Linked DNA regions of Mus musculus: all the other regions are linked to region 1. Evidence: chromatin loops called from intact Hi-C (ENCODE). Cell type or tissue: left cerebral cortex. All regions are shown on one strand. Links, peaks and the distances in the headings refer to the core of each region. The heading gives the core; the rest is flanking DNA.

What was found. Hi-C counts contacts between places; a loop is a spot of excess contacts. Peaks named below come from ENCODE experiments on the same cell type or tissue, not always from the same donor. Only the 100,000 strongest peaks of a DNase experiment are listed, where the experiment ranks them.
Region 2: a loop joins it to region 1, with 8 times the contacts of the local background. A loop is called at or near these places in 5 of 42 quality-filtered maps.
Region 3: a loop joins it to region 1, with 6 times the contacts of the local background. A loop is called at or near these places in 2 of 42 quality-filtered maps.

What each region holds. Positions count from the first base shown.
Region 1 is chr12:27,330,874-27,340,934 of GRCm38, forward strand. Sox11 (SRY (sex determining region Y)-box 11) reads right to left here. Exons shown (of 1, transcript NM_009234.6): 1 at 3,395-10,061. Among named protein-coding and RNA genes, the nearest start is that of Sox11, 6.8 kb to the right of the region's middle. In left cerebral cortex, for the core only: a CTCF peak has its summit at 5,025; DNase peaks (open chromatin) are centred at 7,413, 7,975 and 8,067; H3K4me3 peaks cover 1,995 bases; H3K27ac peaks cover 806 bases.
Region 2 is chr12:27,134,375-27,144,435 of GRCm38, forward strand. It overlaps Gm9866 (predicted gene 9866), which reads right to left. Exons shown (of 2, transcript NR_045870.1): 2 at 6,422-7,788. Among named protein-coding and RNA genes, the nearest start is that of Gm9866, 21 kb to the right of the region's middle. In left cerebral cortex, for the core only: no CTCF peak of the experiment used is centred there; DNase peaks (open chromatin) are centred at 1,955, 4,588 and 6,147; H3K27ac peaks cover 493 bases.
Region 3 is chr12:26,780,032-26,790,092 of GRCm38, forward strand. No RefSeq gene overlaps it. Among named protein-coding and RNA genes, the nearest start is that of 4933409F18Rik, 49 kb to the right of the region's middle. In left cerebral cortex, for the core only: no CTCF peak of the experiment used is centred there; DNase peaks (open chromatin) are centred at 1,677 and 5,749.

The sequences.
Region 1 (10,061 bases), core at 606-8,605:
TGACTTTGGCGGGAGCTCCAGGAGAAGCTGCCACTGGAGGATCTCGTGTTCCTGAATGACCCTTTAGGTTAGAAAGAAGAACAGTTAAAACCACCTTCTTCGGGGTTGGGGATTTAGCTCAGTGGTAAAGTGCTTGCCTAGCAAGCCCAAGGCCCTGGGTTCGGTCCTCAGCTCCGGAAAAAAGAGAAAAAGAGAAAAAAAAAAAAGAAAAAGAAAAAAAAAAACCACCTTCTTCAGACTGTGGAGTGTATGCTCCTAACGCTGCAGGTCACCTTAGGCTCTCACTCCCAGCTGTACCGAGGCCCCAAGATCACAGGCTCAAGACTTGGCCTGCACCCACATGATCTAATCAGAAAGAGCCAAAGACACTAAGTCCAGGCTTCTCTTCACACCATCCCTTCAGCAGTCCTCTGCCACCGCCTCTTCTACCCTATGGATGTTGGGGTTACTGACTACACCTCTCTCCTCCCTGACCCCCTTTTCTTAACCAGAATGCAATCAAATATTATTCTCCTTGCATCTTATATTCACCTTTCTATGAGTAACTCTCTTAATCCATCTTCTCTTTACCCTAGTGCAGAACACTGTCTCACTGTATCCTAGGTGGTGGTGGACCTACAGTCTGGATCAGTTCTAGGAAGCATCCATTGTTTCAGGCTACTCCTCCTCCCCAAGGCCCTCTACCCACTCCATACAGACACCCTATAACTCCTGGTCCACTAGGCTCAAACTCTCAATTTCAATAAACTCTTTGAACCAGTCTAGCTGTCTCTGCAAACCCACTGGATTGAACTCTGGTCTATATGAAGATGAAGACTGCCTGCTCAGGAGAAGTCCCCAGGCACCAGACAGAAGAAAATGTTCACCCTATCTGATTACAAATCAAAAGGCTCTAGAGCTTGGACCAAACATAATTGTGTTAGGAAAGCATTCCTGAGGGAAGAGCAGTTCGGCAAAGTGGTCTCCCCAGAACTCAGTTCTGCTTAGAACTGGGAGGTGAATGACTGAGGACAGGATTTCATACTTTCCTGCTTTCTTGTAAATGACAGGATGAGCCCGACTGGAGCTTTTTCTGATGACTTAGCCTCTCTAGCATTGAAGCCTGAGTTTCACAATATGACACAACACAGAGATGAGCTGGGGATGATTTGAATTCAGATGCGTATCTCAACGCTCAACACAAGGCAGTCTCTGGCTGTGAGCTCTTTGAATGCTTTCTATACTGTCCCTGTGAAATTAACCTTTCTTTTTTCTTTTTTACCTTTCTTACTCCCCTTCCTTCCTCTTTCTCTTTCTTCATCTCTTCACATTCCTTGTGACTCTGGCTTCATGTTCTCAACTCACCCCTCTACATGTCTACTTATACTTATAACCTATGTGTTTAGCAAACTAAAAACCAAACTCTCAGGAGGGAAGGAGGAACAAACAGTATTTGAGGAGTTCGTTGTGTTGATGCCACTCTTTGAAACCTAGAGGTACAGGGGAAGCCAGGCGGTTGAGCACTTGGGTGGAGAAATTTCTAGAATAGGAAGCAATAAAGGTTCTGTCTGAGCAGAAAGCTTAGCAGTCATTCCAGTTGGTTTGTTGATTACGCACCATAGTTGTGTGTGTGTGTGTGTGTGTGTGTGTGATATGTGTGGCAGGGACAGAGAACAGCTTTGTAAAGCTGGTTCTCTCCTTTCTGTGGATTCTGAGGATTAAACCCCACTCAGGCACAGCAAATGCCTTTAACTCTGTGAACCACCTCGAAGTCCCCAAAAATGTCTCAAGGAGGAAGTGTCTCATAAACAAATCTAAAATGTAAAGAGGGCAGCCCAATATCCAGTTTGTGAGTGCAGGAAAACTTAGTGTGAGTTTTGGTAACTCCCTCCGTGTACTCCCCGGTGTGTTAGGTGTGTTACCTGCCTTCCTAGTGCTTCAGCTGCTTAAACTCCATGTACATCTTCTCAAGGATCCCGGGAAAAATATGGCTATAGATGTATGGCCACATATATGGGGAAAGATGAACAACTCAGGTTCTTCCAAACCTGGAACTATAATCAGCTGTGGTGACCAGTAAGGACACAGGAATCCCTTTGCCTTTCTTTATGACAGCAAGGCCTGTGTACATGTTTGCTGGACTAAGGACAAAGAAAGCTGATGTCACACGCCATACCCACTACCAGGCCTCATTCTGGGGGGCTTCCATTGATATCTTAGTGCAAACTGCACCCCCCAAGGGAGTGGATTCATTTTTGCTTGATTATATTGCCATTCAAAGCAAAAATTAAGTGTGTATGTGTGGAGTGAATTAACAGATGCCTAGTGAACTTCAAGAGCTAGCAGTGACCTCAGCCTAACTAAAGGGTGGCGTCAAGGGGGCTCCCCCTTGTCCGGGACTTTGCTCTGTCTAACTGTAGGCTCGGGATGCTTCTTGGATGATTTCTCTGCTTTCTCCACTCTTCTTGGTGTCTGGACTCTGACATTTCAGGTTACAGTCTTCCCTTCCTACTTCCTCCCCATTTCCCCAACTCAACCCTGGCCAGCAAAGCACCAACTTTTGAGTTGTTTGTCCTCACCCTCAACTCTTGGGCCCAGAACAGAGCAGCTTCGCTCCAGAGGCAGGTAGCCAGCAAGCCTTCTCTCTGGGGTCCCAGGAAGGAGGGGCATTTGTTCAAGGAGGAGGTAGAGAATGGAAGGTCCTTCAGGCAGGGGTGTATGAAGTCAGAAAGACAGCTGGTTGAGCTTCCTAGAAAAGGGGATCCAAAGGGTCTGACTTGAATCTGGCGCCTACTATCTTCAGATTGACTTGACTGGTTCTCCTGCCGCTGCCTTCCCAAGTGTTAGGATTGCAGGCAAGTGATATCATGCCCAGTTTATGCAATGTTGGGGACCAAACCAAGAATGTTGTGTACATCAGGCAAACACCATAGCAAATGAGCTGCATCCCCATCCCTGAGGGACCACATTGTCTGATGACTATATGCCACCCCTTAGATTCAGTGCAGCTGTGTGTTCACAGGTCACCATAAACTTTGTCCTGGGCCCTAGCAGATAATGTACAACATGGCAGAATGTTTCCCTGGGACCTCGTTCTTTTCCTGTTGACCCTGGAGTATTAAAAGAAATAATTCTATTGAAATTAGTGCTTTGACTGATGTCAAAAATTGGATTGGCTACCTCAAGTTCACCAAGTTCCTCAATTCTTGTAATTGTTTACACTCTGGTAGGGAGGGGGCTTTCCCAGCTGTAGTTACCAGCCAATTTCAAAGTTGGTACAGTGGTTATGTGAAGGAATAGTCATGGTGTGTGACAGGCAATCCCCACCCACCCTGCAGTACATTCTACATCTGCTGGGAGATTTTATCGTGTTCAAAAGCATAGGGAAAAAAAAAGTCTTATCAATAGAAATTTAGCCAGAAATGTCAATGAATTTATTTGTTGAATTCTTACAAAAAAAACATCTACTTTAAGATGAAAGGCTGTATGTAGTCTATCTTGTTTTCTTTCAAAATAAAAGTCAAATCCTATGAAAGGGTGACACCCTTTGAAAGTCATCTATGAAGTAAAAATGTCTTATATAAAAACCAGAGAGCTGTCCAACACATGGAGCTGGGTATTTGTTCTTTTGCTTAAAGTTGACATTGGTCTTACCAGGGGCCCAGAAGTGGGTGTGTGAGCCACGCATGTGAGTGTGTAAGCCGTGCCCATAGAGATCCGTCATGATACGACACAGATGTTTCTACAAAACCAAATTTAATTAATATGCAACAAACACTCACCATGTAAACACATCTTTAAAAAAATCTGATAATAATTCCAAGGACCACTTACAGGCTTTCATAAAAACATCTTATAGCAAGAGTTTCAATACAGAATGGTTTCTATGTCAAAATACATTTACAATGTAAATTGCTTATAGAGGGGGAAAAAAAAAGACACTGAGGAATGGAGTTTGCTGGCATTGGATTCAACATCAGCAACTGCCCCTGAATAATCCCTTCATCCTCTAACTCTGACAAACAGGCTAACCTACCCCTCTATACTTTGCCTATGCTTTTTATTTACTCTATTGGCCAGTTAAAAATACCAAGACACGATCACCATGCTTATTCCACTGTGGGCAGCTCGCAGCCTGCCCTAAGCATCACTTCCTGAGGGCCCCAGTCCTGCCCAAGCTGTGGGTCCTGGTTGGATGCTGAGACACCAAGACTTTTCAAATCTCTCAGCTTCGAGACAACACTTTAGGAGTCACACAGTAGTTACCCAATGCAAAGTGGGAAAGATAAACAAAAAACAAAACAAAACAAAACAAAACAAAAAATCAAAAACAAAACAAAAAAGTCACATAAAAGCCACATGTGGAGATTGATCACACGATTTTTATTGGTCTTTTGAACAAATGTATTCCTCTGTGAAAAACTCCTGCAAAAAGAGACATTGGAGTGTATGAATTCAACCCTGAGCATTAACACTGCATTCCAAGGAGGGCGGTCACGAAGCTGGTTTGATTGAAGCACAAAGCACAAGCCACTGATACTCTCTTGTGTGATCAGGTTTTTACAAAAAAATACATAGTTTTCAATAAATAATGCTTAATTTTACAACTTTGATACAGCAACGTCATACAGTTTCAACACACTACACTCTGCATGCTAGATAACCTCTACCAGAAGACATGACTTCACCATGCATTTGCTGCCCTAGTGCTACGGGACACTTACGTAGTCCCCCAGCGCACTGCCTCAGGTAGCTTCTCCTTCTCTCTGTCTGACAGCAACAGGTCCTGCGCTGGCATGCAAACTCTATAAAAGTCCCCCCATAACCCACTCAGACTTCTAAACAAAAGGGCTTTCCAGCTATTCCTCTCCCAAACCTGGAGCAGCTGTGAAAGTTGCTTTTTTTTTTTTTTCCTTTTTTCTTTTTCTTTTTTTCTCGGCCTTGGAAAACAGAACACTTGTTAACAGTGCCATGCTGATAACTACTCTCAGACTTCAGGTGGCTCTGTCCCGGGAAACAAAGCATCACGGGATGGGTTGCCACGACCACTAGGTGTCCCATACCTGAGACACAGGCCTCCGTTTCAAAACAGTCCATTCAAACAAGGGTGTTACAGAACAAATGGGAACAACTGATACCCACAACATATGTACAAGAGCAAAAGTAGACAAAGTGGGGAGTCCATGACAATGGCATAGGACGCTTCTCCCTGTGTGATTCAGGGGACGAGGCATAAGGTTTTTGAACACAAGCTGGGTGAAGAGAAATGGGATCGAGGGCCCTTTGTCAATATCCATTTGATCAAAATTCTTTTTACGCTATGTCTTGATTATTTCCAGTCGTTCTGTTTTTGAAGGGGAGGGGAATGTAATGTGCCTACTAAACTTAAGTGTCACGTTTTTTTTTGTTGTTGTTTTTTTTTTTAAAATCTCTTTGAGGACCCTGGAGGAAATCCTATGTTCAAATGCATTTTCAAACTTGTCCTATTGCTTTGTTTGGTCTTTTTTTTTTTTTTTTTCACAGAAGAGACTACATAAAAGAAGTTTGATCAAACAGTGAGGCTGGAGCCTCCACATGGGCACATCCAGGTTGCCTAGTGGCCGACTGCTCATCAGGAGGCACACCTCAGCTCCTACCTATTGCTCTTTGTGGCTGTGGTGAACTGTGTTTGTCAAGTGCCGGCAACCGGAAGTTCCCAGTGTGTGGAAACCACCCTGTCTGGGCACAGGCAGACAGGCACTGGGTCTTCAAAGAATATCGCTATCCAAGAAAATTATTACTTCTATACATGGAACGTTATGAGTGGATTTCCCTTTGTACGCCATGCTATATTTTATGCACGTTTTGTGCTTTTATTGAGTATAAAAATAGGTCTCCTTTAAAATTCTGTTTAAGTTCACTAAAAAACTACTTGTTTGTGAAATTCTCTTATAAACTCACTGCATCCACATGGAATAGATAAACTAATCAGGCAGCTAACGCATCTAGGTAGTGTTAAAAAAAAAGAAGAAGAAGAAGACGATGGGAAAAAAATGAAGGTGTGTTAGGAGTTGGGAGTTGGGGAAAGGGAGGCAGCAGTAAAGGAATGAATGGGAAGTGGCTTGGCTTCAGTACTTTTATACTGTGGTGGAAAACATAAGCAACACACAAAGGGGGCATGAAAAACCCCAAACCAAAACCTGAGTTGTTATCAAAGAGCAAAAAATGTTGAGCTCATCAAACCCAAAGAGATATGGCAGGATAAATCAATAGGAATGGACAGTGAGAAAGAATTGATAATCAAAATAAGCCAACTCTCAGAGAAACACGTCAAGAATCGTTACATGGAGACGTTTACTTTGGGGACTTATGAATTCCTGTTCGGACACATGTAAGGCTCAGTCCTGTCGTGCTTGCAGGCCACAGGCTATACAAAGGGTATCTGAAACTGACATTCCTAATGAAGTTTTTTTTTTTTTATATATAAAATTTGGCCCTTAGAATAACTGAGAAATATCCTGAAAAACCTTCCCTGAAACTGTAATAAACAAAGTTTCTTTATCTACTGATAAAATCGACAACTCAGTAAGCTAGTTTCGCTGGTCTTCCTACATAAGAAAAAAGCACAAATATAGTTGCCTCAGAAATCTGTTAAAAGCAGAGAACCTTGCAGGAAAAAGAGTATAAAGATTCTAGAAATGAGAGAGTACAAGAAAACCTCTCTTCCAAGTGTCCACAAAGATACATATGCCCATTAGGAGAAAACAGTGAGACTATACAGAATACCCCATCAGAGAATAAGAAAGCCGAGTGATGGAGTATATTTCTATTGAATGACTACTTGAAAATTGAGCAACTTATTTGCCTTATTTCCCAGATTCCTTGGGCAAAACTCATTTGAATTCTGAAGTGAAGAACAAATGTTCATTTCTTACACTGTTCTAGTATCAAGATGATTGTGGTTTCAATTCCCAGAGAAAAAAAGTAGACCTTGCCTTTTGATTTTTTTTTCTCTCAAAACAACTAAGTCAGATCCTGACTGCTAAGAGCATGCATATTTAAATCACTTCCCCTCCATTAACATTAAAAAGAACCATCCAGGCCCAAAAGAGCTGCAATGATTTTTTTTTTCTAGCTAAAGGCTAATCATTCTACAAATAATTTGCCCAGTGACCGTAGTCATTCATAACATGTATTTGCAAAGCACACTTTAAGCACACTGCCTTTCATTCGTATTATCTTTTTAATAAGGATGCATATCGAGAATGTAGAAACTGGAAATTATTTCCACAGCTTAAAGAATAAGAGAACGCTGGTTCAGGTGTTTTTGTTTTTTTGTTTCTTCAAAGATGGAAATCTCGCCAAAAAAAAATGCACTCGAGTCTGTGAACTAGGTACAGGAGCAGGGTACCCAACCGGCTAGACTGCTATGCACACAACGCCCACGCCCACGTTACCATTTTAAGATACTGTCAATGCTCAGTTAAAAATAAGACTTACTTAGGAGGAAAAAAAATGCAGCTAACCTTTTATTGAAGCCTGGCCAGTAGCTGGAATACCTTGTGTATTAGACATTCAATAGAGTTCACTGGGAATGGTCTTCACAATGCATTCGTCGAAACCGCTTTAAATATTGTTAAAAGCGCATTCAAGCGCCTTTCCTGAGTTCTAACTGGGATTTAAAAAAAAAAAAAAAAAAAAAAAAAGAAAGAAAGAAAAGATTTCTTTTTTTCCTGATCTCCAACCAAGAACTGTCTCTTCTTTTCCTACCAAGAAACTCGGCCACATAATTTTAAAATACAAATTGCAGCTATGCTTCCATTCTGAAGCCAGATCCTCACTCCTTTTCTAATTTATTTAAAAGTTCCTTCCTCACCATGGAAAACGCCCGACGGGAAACGGGAACACATGCAAATGTTAAGAACTCAAGACACTCAGAATGCCTTTTCCTTAGGCTTCAGAATCTGTCCCCAGTAAACCGCTGGTGAAATTATTCGCGGCTTAAAGGTCCCCGCGTGGCTCACAGCAGGGCGCTGTGGGGGAGGGGTGGGCGAGGGAAGCCCGAAAAAGCCACACCGGGTCGCCGCCCCACCCACGCGCTATGAGATCGCGCTGCTCCGTGAGGGCGAGCTCTCTATCTGCAGTGCCTGTCTTGCGTGGGGCACCGACCTGGATCCCTACTGGTCAAGTCCCCGCGGTCAGCGCCCGCGCCGTAATGGTTTCTGTGGGTCTAGAGTCGGGCTGTTGGGCACCGAGTTTCAATTCACTGCTGAAGGGCTCCTCGGTCGCGTGCGTCGCGGCCCTGGGGAGTTGGGCTTGCGCGCGGGACACCACGAGGGACAAGCTGGCGGGGGGGAGGGGGCAGTGGGGGAGGGGAGGGCTGGACCGGGCCCCTGGAGGCAAATGCTCCATCAAAGAAACCAAAGCCATCCTGCACCGTGAAGGCGGCTCTAGGCGCATTTGCTTTCCTCGTGCCCCACCCGCGTGGATAACGCTGAAGGGCGCGGCCCTCTCCACTCGTATCTCATTGAGCGCGCGCGCGCGCGCGCAGCGATGCCGCCCGCGGATGGGGGTGGAGATTTAAAAAAAAAAAAAAAAACCAACAACAACAGAAAAAACCCAAAGCCAGAAGCGGAGGCCTAGCCCTGTGGACACTAGCTCCAGACTCGCCAGGCACGGACCAGCGCGAAGCCCACGGCGGGGATGGAGACGCAGGGCGGGGTGAGAAGGGAGGACACCGGGCTGCAACCTATGGCAGCCTAAGGGCTCCAAAAAGCGGCATCCGCCCTCCGCCACCCGCGTCCGCTGCGCGGTGAACACGCGGCTCCCGGGAGAGACTAAGGGCCATGCGAGCTTCTATCCGATCCTGCTGATTTATTAAAATCAAGACACAGACTTCAGCACACACAAAAAAACCCAAAAACCCCGGCGGTGACTTCGACAGTGCATTGAGTCTGCTTCGCCACCATTTGCTACTAAATATGCAATGGTCTGTTTATTTAATTATATTGCACAAAATGAGAAAATTTTAAACTATGTGCCTTTCCTTTTTCTTTTTGATAAAAATCGCGTATCCAGTTTCAAACCTTCTGTCTGGGGCCCCGTCCACACATCACAGCGATGAGATACATAGGTCCTACTATGATACAGTACATACAGTCTTAAACTAAGAACAGCTCTGAGGTCTAGGTCACCATTTTCAATAAATCTTTACCTACAAATATTGAACAAATCTCTACTATAGCTGTACAAAAAAGTTTGCTTTTTTTTTTAAACCACAAGGCCTTTAGATGCAAGGATTACTTTTAAATTTTTAATCCTTTTAAACCAGGACATAACGTACCAACATATTTGCATGCTAAAAAAACAAACAAAAAAGAAAAACAAAAACAAGAAGAGAAAAAAAGAAAAAGAAATCAAAAGGGAAGAAGTGCCTGAAAGTCTTACTGAAAAAACACAGCAAGATTGTTCCCTTTTCACTGTACAAAAATACGCCTGAAAATATATTAATTTTTAAAAAAGATTGAGGTCTGTTATGTATCAAAAATGTTTCAATACCTTTTTGTACTGAGGTCTAGGCTGTAAGGTATTCAATCAAGGAGGTATAAGGGAACGAGTTACCAAAAAAAGGTTGCCAAGTAGAAATCACATTTGTAAAACCATAAACAATTTGATCTGAAAAGTAAACTCTGGTCTTAAGTCAGTTCACAGTTATGATTTTTGTAAGCGTTTGTACAGACTGCATTTTTTCAAGCTCCCTGCAGTTTAAGAAATCGGATGCATAGAAGACATCAGCTTTCTCCCTCCAAAAAAGAAAATAAAATAAAAAGGTTGCAATGGTCCCTTTTTGTGTTTTTCTTTTTTTAAATCACCAGTTCCTTTTTAAATCTCTTAAGAAAAAAAAATCAACTCCCTAGAGTAACAGTTGTGCCGTCTAAAGGGTCCTCTGCCGATGTCTTTCAGACTTCAAAGAGCCACAAGCTTCAAACAGCGCCTTCCGGAGCGGGGCCTCCTCCCCTCCCCCGCCCGGTCCCCTCTGCCTTTGTTGCAATCACGAATTTCAGGAAAAAGAAATAGAAATTACAAAACACGTTTTTTTACGG
Region 2 (10,061 bases), core at 775-8,774, 200 kb before region 1:
TATTTTCCCTGTAGGATGAGCTCAGAAAGAAAAGTTAAAGAACAAGCTCACAACTTCTAAAAGATCTTATACTGCCACTGTGTGTTTGGATGTTTCTCCCTCCACAGACTCTTTAGCTCTTTCTGTGGTAATTATTGACCTGCCCACAGCCCAGAGCAACAAGGCTGAGCTATTATTTCCCTGTGGATATATGGCTTAGCTAGCTGACACTCAGGTCAATAGACTCTGGTTGAAATGACTCTCAAGCCCAGACCTCAGCTGCTGTCTACCTGGCTTGTCTCTTGTTGTCCTTGGGCCCAGCCTTTTGATCAGCCTGCTCCTGCTGTCTGCACAACTTGCTTCCCTCCACTGATCCCAAAGGACAAGGCTTCCTTTAGTCACCCCACCGGGTCATGCTGTCATGGTCTTTCCTAATGGAGAGCTAGGGAGGAGACCTGGGTAGGGGGGGGGATAATGCAGTTGACAGTGTACATTCTTAGCACTCATAGAAAAAGTGATATGATATAGCCTATGCCTGAAAGCCCTGTGCTGGGACCACAGAGACAGGAGAGTCCCTGAGTCCCATGGACCAGGCAGTCTAGACAAATCAACAAAGTCCAGATTGAATGAGAGACCCTGTCTCAAAATTAATGGAGGTGAGCAATGGAGAAAGACACCTGATATCAATCTTTGGTCTCCACATACACATGCACAATCAGACACATGAGGGTATACGAGCACACTCATGCACAGGCACACACACATGTGCACACACATACACACACACACACACACACACACACACACACACACACACACTGGAATCAGCCTTTGAGTTTACTTAGAATCTACTGGAGTCTCTGAACTCCACTTCCTTCCACTTCTCTCCAGCCTGCCTGGTTGTGCTGTCTAGTTGATCTGATTGTGCTTATGACAGTGTGACGCTGAAAGGGTCTCCCCTGCTCCAGGACCTGTTTTCTATAGAATGGACTTCAGAATCATAGGAGAGTCAATACAGACAACTGGTCTATGGCAAGGGGAAGGAGCTAGCTTGGGGGAGGAGAGCCGGGCTTGGGCCCTCACTTCTTCCCCTCTCTTCCCTGTAGATGTAGTAGAGACCTAGTAGCTTATAGGCCTGGTTGGGGGGGGGGCACACTCTAGAACAGCCTGAGAACAGACTCAGCATCAGAACAACTGGTGGGGCACACTCTAGGAGGACAGCCCGAGAACAGACTCAGCATCAGAACAACTGGTTTCTTGGCCACACTGCACCGAGGAGCAGGGCACTGCCTCTTCTGCCCCTCCCAACCCCTACGCACACCTGTAGGGCAAACCACATATAAAAAGGAGTTAAGATTTCAATTCATACAATTCTCTCAAAACCCACACCCCCTACCCAGAGTCTCTGCTCAAGTAGCTTCCATATTCTGCTGAGGATTTCAGGGCTATGTCTAATGTCACTCTGTTTACAATGAAAGACCCAGGGAGTCTAATTTGTCTGAGACATTGAATGGTGGTAAAGCTAAGAAGTTGTCTTATCTGTATTTTAAATCGGCTGCAATTATGGCCATTTAATGCTTAATCCAGAAGAATATCCTTGCTTTACATAATAGAAAAGGCATGACACCAAGTAACAGTCAGTCTGCCTTCTGTTTTCACTGGGGATTAGTTCTCAGAACCTCAACAGATGCCAACATCTGCAGATGCTCAAGTGCTTATATAAAATGGTGTGACACTCGCATGTAACCTATCGCATTCTCTCGTGTGCTTTAAACTCTCTCTCCACGGCTTACCACACCTAAAGCTGTGTAAAAGCTCTGCAAATGAGCCTTACACTGGGCTTCTCTGGCAAAGGGAAACAGATCTGTATGTGTTCAGTACAGAGGAACTTTTTTTCCCCTGAATATTTTCAATCTGACATCGTTAAATCCACAGTTGTGAAAGCAGCGGCACAGAAGGCTGCTGTGCACACCCCGGACAGGAAATCGCTGCTGTTTCTTAAGCTTCTGTGTGTGCTGCAGGATTTTCCTGCCAAACAGCATTCCTCGCTCTAGTTCTGTAAGGAAGCTTTGCAACTCTACAGATGAAGAGTCTCCCATCCAGGATGGGATGTGGCTCAGTGGGTAAAGTGCCTATGGTACAAGCCTGAGGCTCTGCATTCTGGTTCCTAGTACCCTGTAAAAAGCTGGGGCCGCTAATGTTTGTCTATGACTCCAGCACCGGGGGGGCAGGGGACAGGGACATGAGAGTACCTAGAGCTCATTGAGATAGCTTAGTTAAGTTCATGAGTTCTAAGTTCACTGAGAAATTCTGTCGTTAAAATTCTAGTGGAAAGCTGTCTTGAGAAAACATCTGGTGTTTTCCTGTGGCCTCCATGGACACTCCATCCTATGCCTAAGTGCAAGCAAAGATTATCTCAGCAGATTCACCTTTCTTAACGCAAAGAGTAATAGGAAAATGTATATAGTATGAAGTATATACAAAGAAAATTGGAGAGTGTTGGGCTAAGACCCATTGCTAGAATGTTCTAGCCTTTCTTCCAACTCAAGCAAGGCTCCCACCTTGACAAGTTTTCCCAGGAAAGAGCTCTCAGCCTCTCTACATCAAGTTACACACTGTGGACACAGAAGGACAGATCCAGCTCTTAATGTCATAGTCAGTGTTCAAGGGAGAATAATGGGGAGAGGACCATTTGCTGTTGGCCTTTAAGTTATCACTGTGGTTGTTTACCTCTCTCTGTCCTGCACCCTCCTATTTATACACAAGCAAAGTTTGCATAAAATCCTTTACTATCCAAATGGCATCTGAGGCTCTCTGTGTCATTACTCTCAGCATCTTGGCTTCTGGCCCCTCTGTGTAGACACAGTGTAGACAGCAGGCTAGCAACCTCAAATAGCCTGCACCTGCAATTTGTCTATGCTTATACGCGCATACATGTCCTGTCTCCAGTTATCTTGCCCCAAGAATAAATATCTACATTTCTTCCTAGTTATGTTTTATCAGGAATGATGTTATTGTAGTAACAGGGTTACAAACTGCATTGTTTATCATCATGGCAGTCCATGTGTTTAGCATATTCCTGTACACATCTGTGTAGGTGCTTGAGCCCTTGCACGGACGTAAAGAGGCTGAGGAGGAATGTCAGGTGTTCTGCTTTACACTAACTGCCTACTTCCTTGAGAGAGGATCTTTGATTGAACCCAGCACTCACTGCCATTCAGCAGGGATGATGGCCAGCAACCCCCCAGCAATCATTCTGACCCTCCTTCCGGGTTTCTAGGTATGGGCAGCAACACCCAGGTTTTATGTGGGTTTGGGGATCTGAAACCTGACCTTCCTGCTTACTCAGGAAACTCTCTTACTCACAGAAACACCTCCCCAGCCTAGTCCTTGCTTTCATGAATAGGGCTGTGACAGCTTGCAAAATTTTCACTCCAGTCTCCCATCTTTATTAAATACCAGCTGTGTGCTTGTGCCTGATGGATTTTTCAGCATACATGTAATTCCTTCTTTACACGTGTGTGTGTGTGTGTGTGTGTGTGTGTGTGTGTGTGTGTGTGTGAGGCTCAGCCTCCTTTCAGAATTCTGAAAGTGGAAGCAACCTTCAGTTGGGAACATGTAAAAATGAAGATTTGTTCCAAGTGAACCCTGTTGAAGACAAGAGTGGTGCACTACTCAGTCAGTCCCTATATTCCTTCTGTCTCAAGTCCTTGGTGGGGTAAAGTTCCAAGAATGGAGACCAGCTACTTCTATGAGAATCTCCCCCAACACTTTCTTTCAAAGGGATCCTCCAGAGTGCCCTCAGTCATCACAATGCAGACAGTGACTGATGGTCTCCCTTCTAGAGCAAAGCTTTCGAAGCATTCTTCATGGTCCAGAGAAAGACTTGAAGAAAGTGAGGCCAGAAAGTGTTCATCATAGCTTGGTGGATATTGATCTTGGTCATATTTGAGCATACCCCAAAGCATAAAAATGACATGTAAAAAAAAAAATCAAGTTTTCCAATGGCTGGAAGAAAAGAGAGGAGGAGACAGAAGAAGAATGTGTGCTGAAAAAGGCTTCTACCATCAGTTTCCACTCTGAGGTAATCCACTAGATGCCCCTCCTCCGGGTGCCCAAGTGGAGGCAGTTGCCAATAACCCTTTATTCCCAGAAAATAAAAACCAGTTTGCAAATGTCAAGGTGAAAAGTGAAATCAGCTGAATAAGCAAACAGCCATCAGGGGCCACTCAGCCTCCGAAGCCCCGGGTGCAATCCACAGCTCTCTGGAACGGTGCATCACTCCTCTGCTTGGAGAGCCCAGCCATCTCCAGGAGAGTCAAATCGATTAGAGGCCACCTTTTGTGAAAGCGATGTTATCATTGAGGCCGTAATTTATGCAAAGAAATTCTGTGGCTAGGGATGATTAAATTAGAGTCTACAATGCAGGGATTTCTACAGCATGGTCCCCCTCGGGGGTTCTCACTTTTATCTACATTGAGATCAAGTCTGTGAAAATTTGGTGCATATGGTTCGGGATCTGAAAAAAAAAATTAGAATGCTTCCACATGTCCCTGTGTATTTTTGAAGTGGAGAGAACACCACCATGGCTCGGAGAGCCAACACAGCTTTGGAGGCGAAGGCATCGCCTTTCCAAAAGCAAAAAAATTAAAAAATTAAAAAATAAGGAAAAAAGAAAACAGCTAGAAAAGGGCTTTTCTTGAAACTTCCAGGAATGAAGCCGCACATCCCACTTCATTTCAAATGACAGCGTTTAATGTATTTTTAAAAAATGCTCCCACATATGGAGAGGCCACCAGACAGAGCTCCCAGGAGGAGATGGAACAAGAATGGCCTGGACTACATCTCTAATGTGGTTGTAGTTTCGCCATCCCATTTCTATAGGACCCACCATCTTAGCCTGCTGTTTGGATGGTGGTAGGAGGGAGGCACAAACAAGCCTGCAGGGCTCCCCATGCTAAAGACACAGCCCCACAGGTTCAGCCTCTCTCTCTCTCTCTCTCTCTCTCTCTCTCTCTCTCTCTCTCTCTCTCTCTCTCTCTCTCTCTCTCTCTCCCCTTCCCCTCTCCCCTCCCACCCAGTGATGCATAATTCACCAGTGTGCTCCAGCTGAGTCAGGCAGAGCAGAGACTGGACAGGGCAGCTGTAGGAGGGAAAACATGGAGGCTAACAAAGCCTGTCTCCCTTGCAGCAGCCCTGTGACATTGCGGGACACCAGATCCCTGTTTCAAGTAATGCAATGTGGGCTTTTAACAGGATATTCGCAGTTGATAATTTTTAAAATGTGTATGCAATCTATGAGGGGTCCATTAACTCTCAGACTCTACCCCCTTCTCTAAATGTATGGCATCCATGAAAAAAAATCTACCTAGGGAACAGCGGAGCTTGTTGGGGGCTGTTTGCTGGCAACCAGCCACTAGGCCTGGTCAGGCCTGTACTGACTTCTTCCTCTATTCCTCCCTCCAGCCCTAGAGTCAGCAGCTGCCCTCTGGGCCCTTAACAAAGGAAGCTGCTGCTCAGGATGGGGGAGGCTGCGTTGGAAAGGAATGAGGAGCGGTGTGGGGCTCCTGGCGGCTATAGTGAAAGAACGGTCAAGATTCATTCGTTAACACAGTGTGACCTTCTGGGCCCCAGGTCGAGCCTGCCATCTATCACGTCAGGATGGAGGTGGGCATGGGGCGTTTATGCATGTGTGTGCCTGAAGCATATTAATTCACAGAGTAACCCAAGGGGACAGTATCAGCCACAAAGTATCCTTCCCAAAGACAGACTTGGGAATAAATCAGTGCTTACTCCCTTCCTCCTCCTCCTCCTCCTCCTCCTCCTCCTCCTCCTCCTCCTCCCTCACATACACACACGCACATACACAGACATGAGCGTATGCTCGCCAACACATCCAAACATACAAAAAAACTAAAGTCTGGTCCACGGAAAATCTGACCTTGAGACAAGTCATTTTGAATGCAAATTGAAGTCTAACCTGGTAGGCTGTTGCCCTTGAGATGGCCTCCCACTTCCTGACAAACCTAGGGGACAACAAGCATGCACATGGTCCCACTTGGCCTTGAATGAGGCTGGAAGAGCAGCAGCAGCTTGGGAGCAGCCCCTGTGAAGCGGGTGCAGCTGGCCAGAGCTGCCAGCTGCTGGGCTTCATAACAATGGCTAGGCTGAGGTTTCCTCCGTCCACGCCCACCAATGCAGAATGCCCGAGGGCTGAGATGTGCTTTTGTTACTATTCCCCACTTAATAACCGGCTGCTGAGAAGGGGTGGAGGGAAGCCCAGCCAACTGAGTGAATGGAAGCAGAGCCAGCCATGGCTGGGGGACTCCCTGATGGGCTCTGAGGCCTCAAGGTCCTGAGTGAGCACACCTGTCACCTCTCCATCCTTTAGAGACCATTTGCCACATCTTCCCAACGCACTAGAGAACCAGGCAATGGCCATGCGCTTCCTTCTCTCCTGTATTTGTCTCTATTTGAAAAAAAAAAAAAAAGCAAAAACAAACAACCACGACAACAACACACCTCTTAGGATTCAGGGGAGAGCAAAGTTTCTAATGCAATTGTTAAAACCAAAGAAATGTATAAAGCCTGCTTGTGTTGCAGTAATGCATAGTTTTGTGTATTTATCCACAGAAAACACAGGAAGTCTTCTGCGATACCCACTCTCAGGGAGCTGACAAACGACACCCACACTTGTTTGTCTGGAAGCTTCCAGAGACCTTTGCTCCCATGCTAGGTCCCTCCCTGCCACAGCTCACAAAGCCAAGGCCACATCTTCTTCTCTTCCTTGTCTGGGAGAACGTGTTCTCTGCCTATCTTCTCAATAACACCATTGACAGGACATATTTCCCAAGAACATGAAATCTACTATGCTGGATTCCATTTCTCTTGGTTGAATAAAATATGATCCCAATTTTTCTTCGTCTCACTCACTCACAGCCACGCTTTGAGCCACTCATCCTGGGCTTGAACATAATCCATGTAGTTCAGAATAATCCAGACACTCGAGAAAAGCTGAGGTTTCTTTAGCTCCCGTGTTCCCCCAGGAACATTTTCTATCCCTGAAGACAGGATGTATCAGAATGGAGGAGTCCAACACGGAGATCCTTCCTGGCCATCTAATGATGATTCCAGGAGAAGCAGAGGGGCTCATCTGCACATAGTGTCAGCTCACTGATGACCCTAGAACGAGTGCACTTAAGATCCCCGTGCCTTCTGTGACCCTGTGTGTGAGCAGAGTGCGTATTTCAGAGCTCATCAAACAGCACCCCAGGAGGCATCAACAAGCAACCACCCATTGTCTTTCCCACAGACACATTATTTTCATGGTCCAAAGGCACTCACAGGTTAGCACAGAAGTGTCTGCACCTCTATTGTATTCCCTCCAGTCAAGTCCTGGCTTGCGAATGCAAGCAGCTTGACTTAGCTCCTAGTTGTCTGGACACTTCTGCCTTGGGTCTCATGAGTTTCAAACATCATGGATCTTCAAAGGCAAGAGAGCACACGGTCTTGGGCACAAAGAGAGGGAAAGACATCATGATAGCTCAGAAAGCCAGCTTAAGAGTTGCATTATCGGCACTCTTTGCAGATTTAGTCAGTAGAGTCTTGAAAAGTCCCCAGAACTGCAAAAGAACACAGATCCAACTGGTAGGGGAAGTACAGACGTTGGAGAATATGGTCTGCATGAACTTGGGTTTGCCATTGGAAAGTGGGTTGGTTTCTTCACATGGTGCAGAGGCAGGATGCTGGATAAAGGAAGTGATGCCCCTGCAACCTGGTGACCAATGCTGAACAGGGCTCCGCTTTTCCCTGCAGAAAGCAGAATATGTGTTATAGCCAGAAATCAGCAGCGTTTAGGAGAGTGAAACCCAGTGACTCATTCCAATATTGTTAGCACATTATTTCACACACCTATAAAACTCATCTCCGACGTTAAATCTAAAAGTTCTCTTGGTATGTGTGCATGGGTGGGGGCTACAAATTTATGTGTGTCTGTGTATGCAGAGGGCAGAGATCAATGTCTTCTGTCTCCTTCAACCTCTCCAACTTATTGCTGAAACAAAGGCTCTCAGTGAAGGTGGAGTTGGCTCACCAATACAGCTAGACTGGCTGACCAGTAAGCCCCAGGGAGTCTCTTGTCTTTGACTCCCCAGCCCTGGGATTATAAGTGTGTGCCACTGTACTGCTTAGGTTTTATGAACTTGACACCAACTATAGTCACCTGGGAAAAGGAGATCTCACTCAGCTGAAGAATTGTCTCCATCTGCCTGGCCAGTGGCTATGTCTGCTGGGCATTTTCTTGGATATTGATTGATGTGGGAGCGTCCAGCCCACTGTGGATGGAGCCACCCCTAGGCAGGTCATCCTGGGTTGTATAAAAAAGCAGGCTGAGTGAGCCACCAACAGTAAATCAGAAAGTAACACCCCTTCATGGTCACTGCTTAAGTTTCTACCTGCAGATTCTTTGAGCTAGCGTTCTGACTTCCCTCCATAATAGACATTTCAGTAAGCTGAAATAAACCCTTTGCTTCCCAAGTTGCTTTCTGTTATAGTAATAGACTTACTACCAAGCTTGGAATTTTATGTGGGCACAAAAATGCAGATCCTCCATGCTTGGGTGAGAAGAACATTGTTGACTGAGCCATCTATCCCTCTAGACCCCACCCCACCCCAACAATTTCTCTTTTGATATCTTTTTTCTTTTTCCTGAAAATTGCACTCCTGACATGAGCTTCATGAAGACAAAGCCTACCTCAGGAAGGACTGTGAGGCAGCGAAACACCAGGATGAACAGAAAAGTGGTTAATGTGCTTTTCTTGGTGGCCTGGCAACTGGAGATACCGAAAGGGGCCTGGAAATGTTTCCAAAGGGAGACCAGCCCGTCTAAGCAGAGACTAGAGAAAGGCGTTGGATACCAAGTAGGCGGCAGAGCTGTCTTCATAAATCGCCGTCTGCAGGCCTTTTAATGTGTCAGTGTACCTCAGCCATTAACCATGTTTAATTGCTATCTCCGGTAAGTTCCGTAGATCATTACCATACCAGTCATTTTTCAAAGATCCTCGTTAGCACAGGACTAGGGAACACACATACAAAAAAGGGACCTGACAGGAAATGTCTAGAGAGATGCCGCAGAAAGGGGGTTGATAACAGTGAGCCAGCCCTCAGAGGGGACCTGTCTCTACTGGCACTGTAATAAGATGCAGTGCGCACACCAGGGCTTTTCTACCAGAGCACATCAGACAAGACAAACGAGCTGCCTGCTTCTAGCTGCTATTTCCCAGAGCATAGTTAGCTGTTGTCCACAGTGCCCGCTAGGGCAGAGGGACCTGGCAGCGGCCACTTTTGAACAGTGTCCAATGGGTTCTGGGAGCACCTGGGGGCACACACAGCGGGAAACCATCAACAAGCAGGGATGTGTGTGTTCTGCCACGGCCATTGCCAGGCTGTGCTGACCACCTAGCTTCAAGGTCATCTGAGACCAGATCCCCAAGGCTGTTTCAACAGTCAATCAAGAGAGAGGGAAGAGAATCTCCAAGTGAGCGCACTTATTTTGTTTCAGCGACTATTTTCATGTTGCCACGCCCTCTGTCCATCCAAGGTGTGTAATGTGAGCCACATCATGTTCTTTTATCCCTTAAACCAGAATGATGGAAGGCATCTTCTGTGTTTGCCAGTATGTCTGCTATGAAGACAGTCACATTGGGTACATTTATGTTATGGTAATGAATCCCCACAGGTGATCTGGACTCGCCTTCCTGACATCTTATATCCCTATAGAGTCACAGAAATGGCTCCCAGAGTGCAGGCATCCCACTGGAGTGGTGGTTACCCTCAAGTTTGGGCTGAGGGCCTGGGAGTTCTGGTTACTTTTTAAATCAACTCCACTCCTACCTCAGAATTCATCGACAATGTGGATTGGTGTCTATTGAGGTCTCCATTCCAGACATTGTAGATTCTTCCCTAGGGCCCTCATCTCAACCTTGGGCTGGTGTCCATGAATATCTTATTGCTACCTGCTCAGAGATGGCATGCTAACCATGATGGGATTTATCCAGATCAATCTCGGTTCCTAGCTCAGCAAG
Region 3 (10,061 bases), core at 1,249-9,248, 550 kb before region 1:
ATGAGCGCATATAATAGGGCCTAAGTGTACCCAGGAAACTCCCATCAGAATAGACAGGTATTTTCTAGAAAACCTAGAACCATGACAATATTTAGGGGTGATCTCCCCATGATCCCTGCTTGAGGATTAAGTTAGTCTGGGGGTCTCTGAAGAGTTTAGGTGCAGTGGCCACATCTCTCCAGGCTTTGTTTGTTGTGACTTCCTTTCATGACCTCAGAGGGGAGAGAGTATCTTGTGACTTCTAGAGTGTAAAGTGTGGATGAAGGTGCTATATGGCCCTCTTACACACACATGCCCCTGCAAGCAGTCTCCATGGTGACCTTCCTGAAGTGTAGCTTGGGAATGAGCTGTCTTGAGCAGAATACTCCCTCCCCAACCAACCCCCTCCCTACCTCACTACCATCCACTCTCACCCTTCCCACCCTCTCTCCCTACGCCCATGCTTCAATGTTGTATTGTTCTTCCTTCTGGACTGGGGCCTTCCCTACAGGAGAGAGCCTCATTGAGACACAGGAAATAAACAAGAGTTGCAAGGCTCCAGCAAAGAAAATACAACTTACAAGTCTCGGGAAGAACCTGAAACATACAGGATGCACAGTTTGCCCCATACGCACAGGGTTATGGGGACAATTGTGGAGGACAGGATGCTTTCTTGCTAGTTGAGCTCATTTGATGGCCACATATGCAATGCTGCCTGCAAATTGTAGAGGAAACCCCAGAGCTGCAGACACAGTAAGAGTTATCTATCTATCTATCTATCTATCTATCTATCTATCTATCTATCTATCTATCTATCTATCTATTTTGGCTATACTTCCTCCAAGACACCCATGCTCTGTAAGTACTTTGGTTTGTTTACAACTTCCCAGGTAAAGAAACAGAATATCTATGTAGAGGTATACTGCTCTTGGAGTCACTTGGGCCAAAGTTTGCTTTTGAACTAAAGTTAAGTTAAATTTTTATCAAGTCCTCGTAGTGCTATCTGAGAATGTGTAGCTTGTTCTTATGCATAAAAGGCACAGACATATGTGAATAGAGTCAAACCCACAACCCAGATTAGTTTATTCAGAGTCCTTGTATGTGGTCTGTGAGCCTGGGTACTGCAGGCCTTGGCCAGTGCATAGAGTTTACAGGCTAGTCTGTGCCAGTCATTCACCAGGCTGAGTTCTCACTAACTGTGTTTATCTGATCAAGTGCCTCAGGCTCTCTCTTTTCACTTGCCTTAGATTTTCTTGCATATGAAGTGAGGTTGTGATCACAGGCTATAATCATGTGCAGGCCTCATGTTTGTGGCAAGCAAGATTGACAAACAAGTTCCCCTGTCCTAAATTTAGAGAGAGGTATTCCACTTGATCAAGGTTAGGGTATAGTTTTCTAAACCCTGGGTTCACCTGCACACTTCCAAGTGAACATACAATTGTGTCTGTGGCCTCCCTCACCCATCCCTGACTATCCTGCCATGCAGCTATACTGCTTTTGTTCTTCCACTCTCTTCCAAGTACTTTCCTATTCAAGACAACCACTTTCTGCACCTCCCTGCATGCCTCCTCTCGCTCAGATCCTGAAGTCCCTTCCTGCTTGTTCCTATTGCCTCTCCATGCAGCTTCTGTTGGGAGAAGAGGCAGCATCGTGGGCTGCCATGAGCTCAGTGAGGCATCTGTCTTGCTCCACCACAGATGGCTTGGCACCTGTTTCTGCAGAACTTCCTTTCCCAGAACAGCTGGCCTTTGCCATCTTTCTCAGCCCACAGCCATCCAACTGTTCATCCGCACTGGTGACCAGCCTGAGGCATGCTGCCTTGGAGTTGAAGGTGCTCTCTGTTCAGTGTTTTGTGGTCTAAGTTAGTTGTACTTGCCCTGGATTCTGGATTCCAAGGCAGCACTGTCATCCTGCCTGCACCTGGGATAGGTGAGAGTGTGTGTTTGTGTGTGTGTGTGTGTGTGTGTGTGTGTGTGTATGCATGTGTATACTTAGACTCTGTGCAATCCCAGTATCCTTACAGCCTTAACATCCAAGGTGTCACTAACAACCAGTGTCCAGATCAGACCAGCATCCTGATTCTCTAACAGGTTCTGAATTCAGTGATTCCCACAATACACTCATTGTTCCTCATCAGTGACCTTGAAATGTGAATGAAACTCTTTAATATTTGAGTCCCACATCCCCCTGACATTTTCTGTCACCAGGGATTTCATTTTTCCCTGTGTGCCAGCTCTGGTTCTAACCGGCTCTGTGTCAGCCAGCTCTCCCCGTTTGTAACAAAACACTGGAGACAACTGACTTAAGAAGACAAACGGTTTGTTTTGGTGCCCTTTGTGGGTTTTAGTCCATGGCTGATTGGCTGGCTGTCTCTCAATACCCTTGGACCTGTGGAGATGTGGCTTACAGCGATCTGAGTGCATCCTAGATGAGGCTGTGTGTTCCATGTCTGGAATGTGAAAGACAAAGGAAGAGGAAGTTCGGGGCTCCCAGTATGCTCTCCAAGAAGACAACTCCAACAACTAACTACCTTCCTCAAGGCCCTAGCACCATCCCCTGCCTTTTCCCCCTTGGGCTAAGAACCAAGTGTTCACATAGAGGTGGTCTTTGGGAAACTTTTATCCGAATCTTAGCAGGCCATTAGTTCAATACGGACAGTTGGGAATGTGGCCTGGGCCAGTGAATGTCCTGACAGGCTCTTGTGGAATTTAGCTCTTGTTCTAGGTAGAAGCTGATGAGCTCTTTCTTGAGAGTCCTCTAACCCCCTTGCTCTGATCTTAAAGGGCTTTTGAAATTCAGAGACCTTAGAAACAAATGCTTTAGCTTCCAAGCCCATCTGGTTGAATGGATACTTTTAGCTATGAAGCAACTATACAGATGAAATCTCAGTCATTTCGATAACCCATATCAGCATGGCTAGCCTTACTTCCAGAGGAAATATTCTCCCATATGGCATGACTTCAGAGGCATGGCCGTGGCTACATATGCCTCCTTTCCTCATCTCCTTCCCCAAATACAACTATTTCAGGTTTTCAGTTCCTAGTTAAACACAAATTCTTTCCTCAGGAGTTATAGCTTATAATAGAAAATCCCCCAGAAAATCAGCACTGATGGTGGGATCCACATCTCCAGGATGAGCTTTTCCAAGTTTTGGGTCTTACTCACATCCTTCCAGTTTGCCTGAATTTGATGAAGCTACAGTTGAAGTGGGTAACAAGGAAAAACTATTATTTAAAGAAACAGAAAATGATAATAAAAGATTGTAGAGGCAAGTGGGGACATAGATGCTAATGTGGGCCCTCTCTAGGCAGCAGTTTTATTACTCAGCATCCACTACCTCATCAGGGGAATGAAGGCATTCAGGTTCCCAGCTTAAGACTTGCACAATTATTCCTATTCTATAGAAGAAGCAGAACTAGAAGGGCTTGGGGCAGTTTCCTTTGCCATCTGTGTGGGTCACAGTGTACATGATCTCAAATCCCAGGACTGTCTGTCTCCTTGCTTCAAACCTGCATGCAGACACATACCTGCAATCGAGCTTTGTATGGGTAGGTTGAGGCAGAAGGACTGTGAGTTCATGGCCAGCCTCAGCCACATAATCAGAGCCTAATCTAATAAGCAATAAAGCAAACAAAGAGACAGTTCATAGCCATGGAAGCCAAGTTTTCTGGAACAAGCCTTTCCTATGGGTATTAAAAGAGGAGAGGTAGCTGGGTTTAGTCTGTTCCTGCCTATATTCTTAAAAGGGAATGTCATCTTCTCCACACAGGTAGTTCTGGGAAATTAATCTGACTTCAATGAAAGAGCTAGCAGGAGACCAACACTCAGAACACAGGCACATTAAATGCTCACCAGAGCACAACTTATAGCGTGGTGGCATTAGCCACATTTATGCTGTGTCTGACTTTTTTTTTTTCTCCAAATGCCTCATTTCAATGCTGACAGATTGGTTGACATCACAGTGTCTGTGGTATGCAGTGACAAAATGGTGTGACTTCTGTTACTACTGTTACTCAGACTACTTCATGGAAGCATTTGATTGACAAAGAGTACTTGTGCAAAAAGGTGTTCTCTGCCAAGAATTGGATCTCATGTGGTGTATTATTAGATCAATGGTATTTAAAGGCATTTTCCCTCCATGAACTCTCACAAGCGAGACAGCAGGCCGAGAAAAAGGGGCAAGCATGTATCCCAGCCAAGTGCTTCCTCACCAAACTCTAATTTCCATATTTTAGCAAGGAATAAGATATGCAATCCCAAACTTTATACATCTGGGTGAGAAAGAATAAAGTTCTTTGTGTTTTCAAATAGTGCATTTCTTTTGTTTAAATGTTTAAATACCAAAACACGCATGGTGGCCAATAGCAAAACATATAAGACGGCTGCAGAAAACATCCTCTTATTCCCTTATTGTCCTTCGTGGTTCCTAGTTGCTTGAAATCCTTGTAGGGAGACAGCAGCAAGAGAAAACAATGTGATCACCAGCAGAATATTTGCTTTCTGTTGGAAGATTCCAGCAAAAGGTTTCATGTGCTGGATGGCTTTTTTTCCAATTAGAAGACCAGGCTGGGCCTTTGGCACTGCGCTGATTCACAGCAGGGCTTTTCTGGCATCTGCTGGTGGGATACTTGCAGTGGGAAAGGAGTGTGTCTCTTAACCTCTTGACCTCCCTAGAATATTGTCCTGAATGTAAAAGCTATTGTCCTTCAGGCCAGTGACTTCTGCATGTGTACCACACACCATCCTCTTTCTAAGCAAGGATGAAGGTGTTCACCGGACTCAACTGAAAATGAGAAGCACAGCAACAACCTGCTTCGACATCTAAGACATCCCGAAGACAACTGCTTAGAATAGTTCATCACTGTGTGCATGCACATTCCAGGGCACATAGGGTGTGAACCAGATAGATATCATGTGTGCTATTTATAGAAGATCAAGGATATTATAATTAACCTGGTTTTGGACAACAGCTGCAGGTATCACAAAACATCTGGGGACAAAGACAATGGACCGAAGTGCAGGCTGCCGGCATGTGTGATGGGTGGAGAGACTCTTCCTCCCTCATGACTTTTCATTCCAATCACAGAAATAGCTGTCACTTTCCTGCTACCAAAGGAGGCAAATTCATATGAGGACAAACTTCTGTTCTAGCATGTTGGTAAGTACAAGAAACGTGGAGATGGGGTGCTGAAAGGCAGGGGCAAAGGCCTGGGCTGAGCAGCAGGGGCAAAGGGCCACCCATGCCACCCTGACTTAAAGTCTCAGATCTACCAGTTCTCTTAGCCTTGACGTGGTCCGGCTTGGTCTTCTCACTGGAAGAGACAAATGTTTTCTTTGATTTCATCATTACAGGCTGTTATATCAGAAGCATCAGATGCCAGACTGTGTAAAAGTATAACACTGAGAAGTTCACTAGGGGTAAGGACACTGGTACCATGTGGGTTCTCTACATTGGGGACCTGCTGGTAGCTGACTGGAGTCTGCTAGGATTTTTTTTTTCCTCCAGAGTCTTGTCTTTCCTTTTCCTAGTTAGCCTGGCAATCTCTGCTCCTCCTCTGAGACGTCTAATATATTTTCACAGCATTCCCAACTTCATCATTTTGACTCATATATTTTTGTCCCCAATGTCTGCCACTCACTGTATACCACCTAGTGCCAGTCATGGAGTAACCCTTAATCTCAGCATTCATGAGAGCTGTGTTCTTTTTTCTAGCTAAAGGAACTGACAGCATGCTTTATCTAGTATGGCTTATGTTCCCAGTGGATCATTGCCAGAGTCAAGACTCCAGCCCGTGGATTCACAACTCCAGTATAGTACTTGCCATTTCCAGCCTTCTGTAGGACTTTCAGAGGCTCACATGTCTGTATCCCCAAATCTTAGCAGCCTGTCACACACACACTCACACACACACACACACACACACACACACACACACACACACACACACACAGAGAGAGAGAGAGAGAGAGAGAGAGAGAGAGAGAATTTATAAGTGCACAAGGCTTATACTTTCTTAGTTTGAATATCTTGATGAAACCACAGACATAATTGAAGTCCAAGGTGAAGGTGTAGAAACGTTTCTCTGGAAGAATGGGTTTTGTTTTGTTTTGTTTTGTTTTGTTTTGTTTTGTTTTGTTTTGTTTTGTTTTGTTTTGTTTTGTTTTGTGTCCCTGACCATTCCATTAAAGCTAATGTTTATATCCTGTGGGATACAGGGAAAAGTGAGGAAGCAGGTTTTATGAGTAGAATATGCTTAAAATATTGCTCTGGTAGTTTATAAATGCTGACTCCTTTTCTTTGCAATATTCTTTTTTATACTGGTTAATGGTAAACTTACCTGGACTCGGGATAATTCCTTCATTTTATTAGTCTTCTTCAGAAAGCATAAGCAGATATCTGTGGACTTTTCTCCTTTGTCCAGAGATAAACACATTTGTGTATTAACTATTATTAGTTTATAGTGTTTACCCATATGTGTAGTAGATATGTGTCAATAACCTTTTAGTTTCCAGCTTGTGAGAACCAAAACCGATTAATGCATATCATACAGCCACATGGCCACAGAATATAAGAGCTACATTTTATCATGTCTTTGATAAAAATGTATAGTTATTAATATTTTAAATTCTCAGTTCTATAGATTAGTAGTGTATAAAATGAAATCATGCACAAAGAACATCTACATTATATAGAAATGTAGTCACAGTTCTCAAGAAAAGCATTTGAGCAATCTCTTGAGTTACGAGCTGTAGTAATGACAAAATACTTGACAAATGGCTTTGGAATGAAGGGGTTTCCTTGGCTCATGGTTCAATGGTAGAGTCCATTGTGTTTGGGAATACATGCAGTCAAAATGCTTGTAGCTGTGACTATAGGAGGAATGGGAAGCAGCTGGTCATGTGATATATACAATCAGGAAATGGAAAGAGACACATGCTAATGTTCCATTGGCTTCTTCCTTTGTACTCCATATGGAAACTCAGCCTGTGAGATGGTGCTCCCCACAGTCAGGCTGGATTTTAGTACCTCCTTTAAAACTCCTAGGTGCTTTCAAAACCATTCAGGCTGACAGTGAAGATTAACCTGTGCACAAGCTAAGGGCTACTTCAAGCCAAAAATAATTCCTGCTTTAGGTAACAGCTGACAATAGAGAAAATGTGGTTTATTAAATCAGACATATTCTCAAATATGAATGGAAGTTTGACATTACAGATGGTTATGTGTGCCAAAGAATAATAAAATATGAGCTGGAGTTGAAAATGAAGATTTTTTTTTATCAATCATCTGCTTATCTACCATCAGTCCATTATGAACTATTATTTATATCTATATAATAACTACAAATAATCTATTCTGTCATATAACATGTATGCATCTATCTATCTATCTATCTATCTATCTATCTATCTATCACCATCTGTCTATCTATCTGTCTATAATCAGTCTGTCTGTCTATATTGGATCTGCTACCATGAGCCAGATAACATCCCAATATTTAAAAATGTCCTTGGCAAGATGGTTGTCATTATTATTGACACTGCCATGAAACAACTAAAAATCCATTTTCTTCCAAGTGACTATTATATGATGTCATGACAGACCAAACAAGAGCAAAATTCTAATAAACTATAGGACAGGAGAATGAATCAAAGGGTGAAATGTATGTCCGATGATAAGGCTTTGTGTTCTATATTGTGAGGAAGTGTTGAGAAACTATCATTTGTCAAGTTTAGGTGTAGTTTTAAAGAATACTATACATGGATATAAGGAAAGTGCTAAAATGTTTTCTTTTTAGCATATAGTATGAATCTCAGTTAGCTTTAGAATTAAGCCAAAATTATCTGACACACATGTGCATATGTGAAAATGTGACAGTCTATTTTAAAGGTAGATATTAAAATAATTATAAAAGTGTAAACATGCCAATTTTGTACTACTTTTTATATTAAAAAAATGTTTGCTTTTCTCTGCCATTAATGACTGCTGAGGGATGAAGAATAAACCCTCCTCAGACCTGAGCTTCCTAAGTGGTTATCCAATACTAAGTGGCCAGCCCCCCCTCCCAAAAATAGGTATATTCAAGCTATACAAAAGGATCTCAATAGATTATATTTATATATTTACATGTATATAAACACATGACAATAATAATTAAGGAAAAGGAGACCCAAAGGAAATTCAAAGTTGGGTGGGCAAGGGAGGGTAGATAGAGAGGTGGGGGGGGGGATTTGATCACAACAGTATGTGTGCAGTTCTCAGATAACTGATTAATCAGTTTCCAAACTGATTTCATGTTTAACATATGAGTGTGGTGGGAAGCTGATTGAGGAAGACATTCTGATGTCAGTCTTTGTCTACCACATGTGTCTGAACAGATGAGCACACACACACACACACACACACACACACACACACACACACACACACACCATTAGTCATAACTAATCTAATCTGTGTCATAAGAACATTTTCAATTGCCTTAGAAATTACTAAGTGAAGAGTAATTTTAGTCATTGGGACAAGCTTTTACTGAATTCTGAATTTTCTATTTTTCTTTTATGGCCTCTGGCTTGTAGGGAAAACTGGCTGTGGAGGGAAGCTAGGAGTTTACCTGGCATTAGTTTGACCCTCATGAACCTGTATCTGGGTTATGCTAAAACCTTCAACATCCCTTCTAGGGTCCATGAAACAGAATTAAGCAAGCTGTCAGGTTGAAGGTCTGAGGGCTATAGGAAGTGACTGCAAAGCTAAAAGGGTCCATAAATGTGGGTTATGTGATATATAAATCTAAGTTACAGAGAAGAGTTGAATTTGTGGTGTGTGTGTGTGTGTGTTGTATACACCTGAGTATGGCTTGTGTGTTTTATGTATAATGTGTGTATACAGTGTGTGTGTAGTGTGCAAATGCATGTGCTCACAAGGAAGCAGGAGGACAACATAGAGCATGCTCCTGTACCACCCTCCACCTTTTGATACAGGGTCACCCACTGAGCCTGGAATTTACCACTGGGTTGACTAGCAGTCAGTTACTCATACAAGTCCTCGAATTTGCCCTTCTCCACAGTGTGAGGGTTAAAGACCTAGGTGTTTGTGCCTATCATTTCACGTGGGTTCCGGGGGCTGAGCTTACGTCTACAAACCTGAGCATATGTCTTCTTGTTTGTGCAGCAAGCACTCTTCCTGAGCCACCTCTCCAGGCCCAGAGTTAAATTGTGCTGAATAAGGAAATGCTGGTGAATCTGGGTACATAAAGTTAAGACTGAACCCCATCTCTGAGATAAAGACGGCATCGTGGAGAGGGGCTGAACATTATTCCCTTGGTGATTGTTTCTGGTCCTGCCTCTTAGTAATTGCAGCCCGCAAGCACCCAGTGTAAGAACTTACTGCAATCTGCTGGAAATGGTTCATTCGCAGCCTCTGGGTAAGAAAAAGATAAAATTGACTTTGAAGTGGCAAATCTTGTTATAAATTGAATTCTTCTGATCAAGCAGCTTTTGGTCATTTAGAATTCACTTTGAAAAGTATCCGATTGCGAGTTCCATAAAATGCAGAAGCCTGAGTATCACTGTGACCTCAGGGGAAAAATTGTGCACTGAATAAAATTGCAGATTTAGCAATTTTTCCCATTGTTCCTCAATCACGGACATACTGTGTAGACAGGCAGCGGGTGCCAGAAAACCCCAATCTCCTGGCTGTTCCTCAATCAGGTGACCATTTGGAAAAACATTCATTTTCCAGAAGGGTCCTTGAGGCTCATTGTAGTCCGAGACGCGTGCCCAGTGGACATCCACTCGGTGTGTTCATGAAACCAGGTGTGGTAGAAGAGAGGAGATTAGAATTTACACATAATCTTGGATACTTGAGAAAAATCCTTTCAGACAGGAGGGATCCAGGGAATATGATTTGAGTTTTTGTTGATCTGCTGAAACTCATCAAACCTGCAGAATTTATAGGTATTGACCAAGTTAGCAATCAATAATAAGTGCAAAGTTTAAAAGCCCTGCATAAAAGACACATTGTGCTAATTAATACTGTAGCCTGTCATCTGATTCTATCTATAATCTATATCTATCAATCCTTC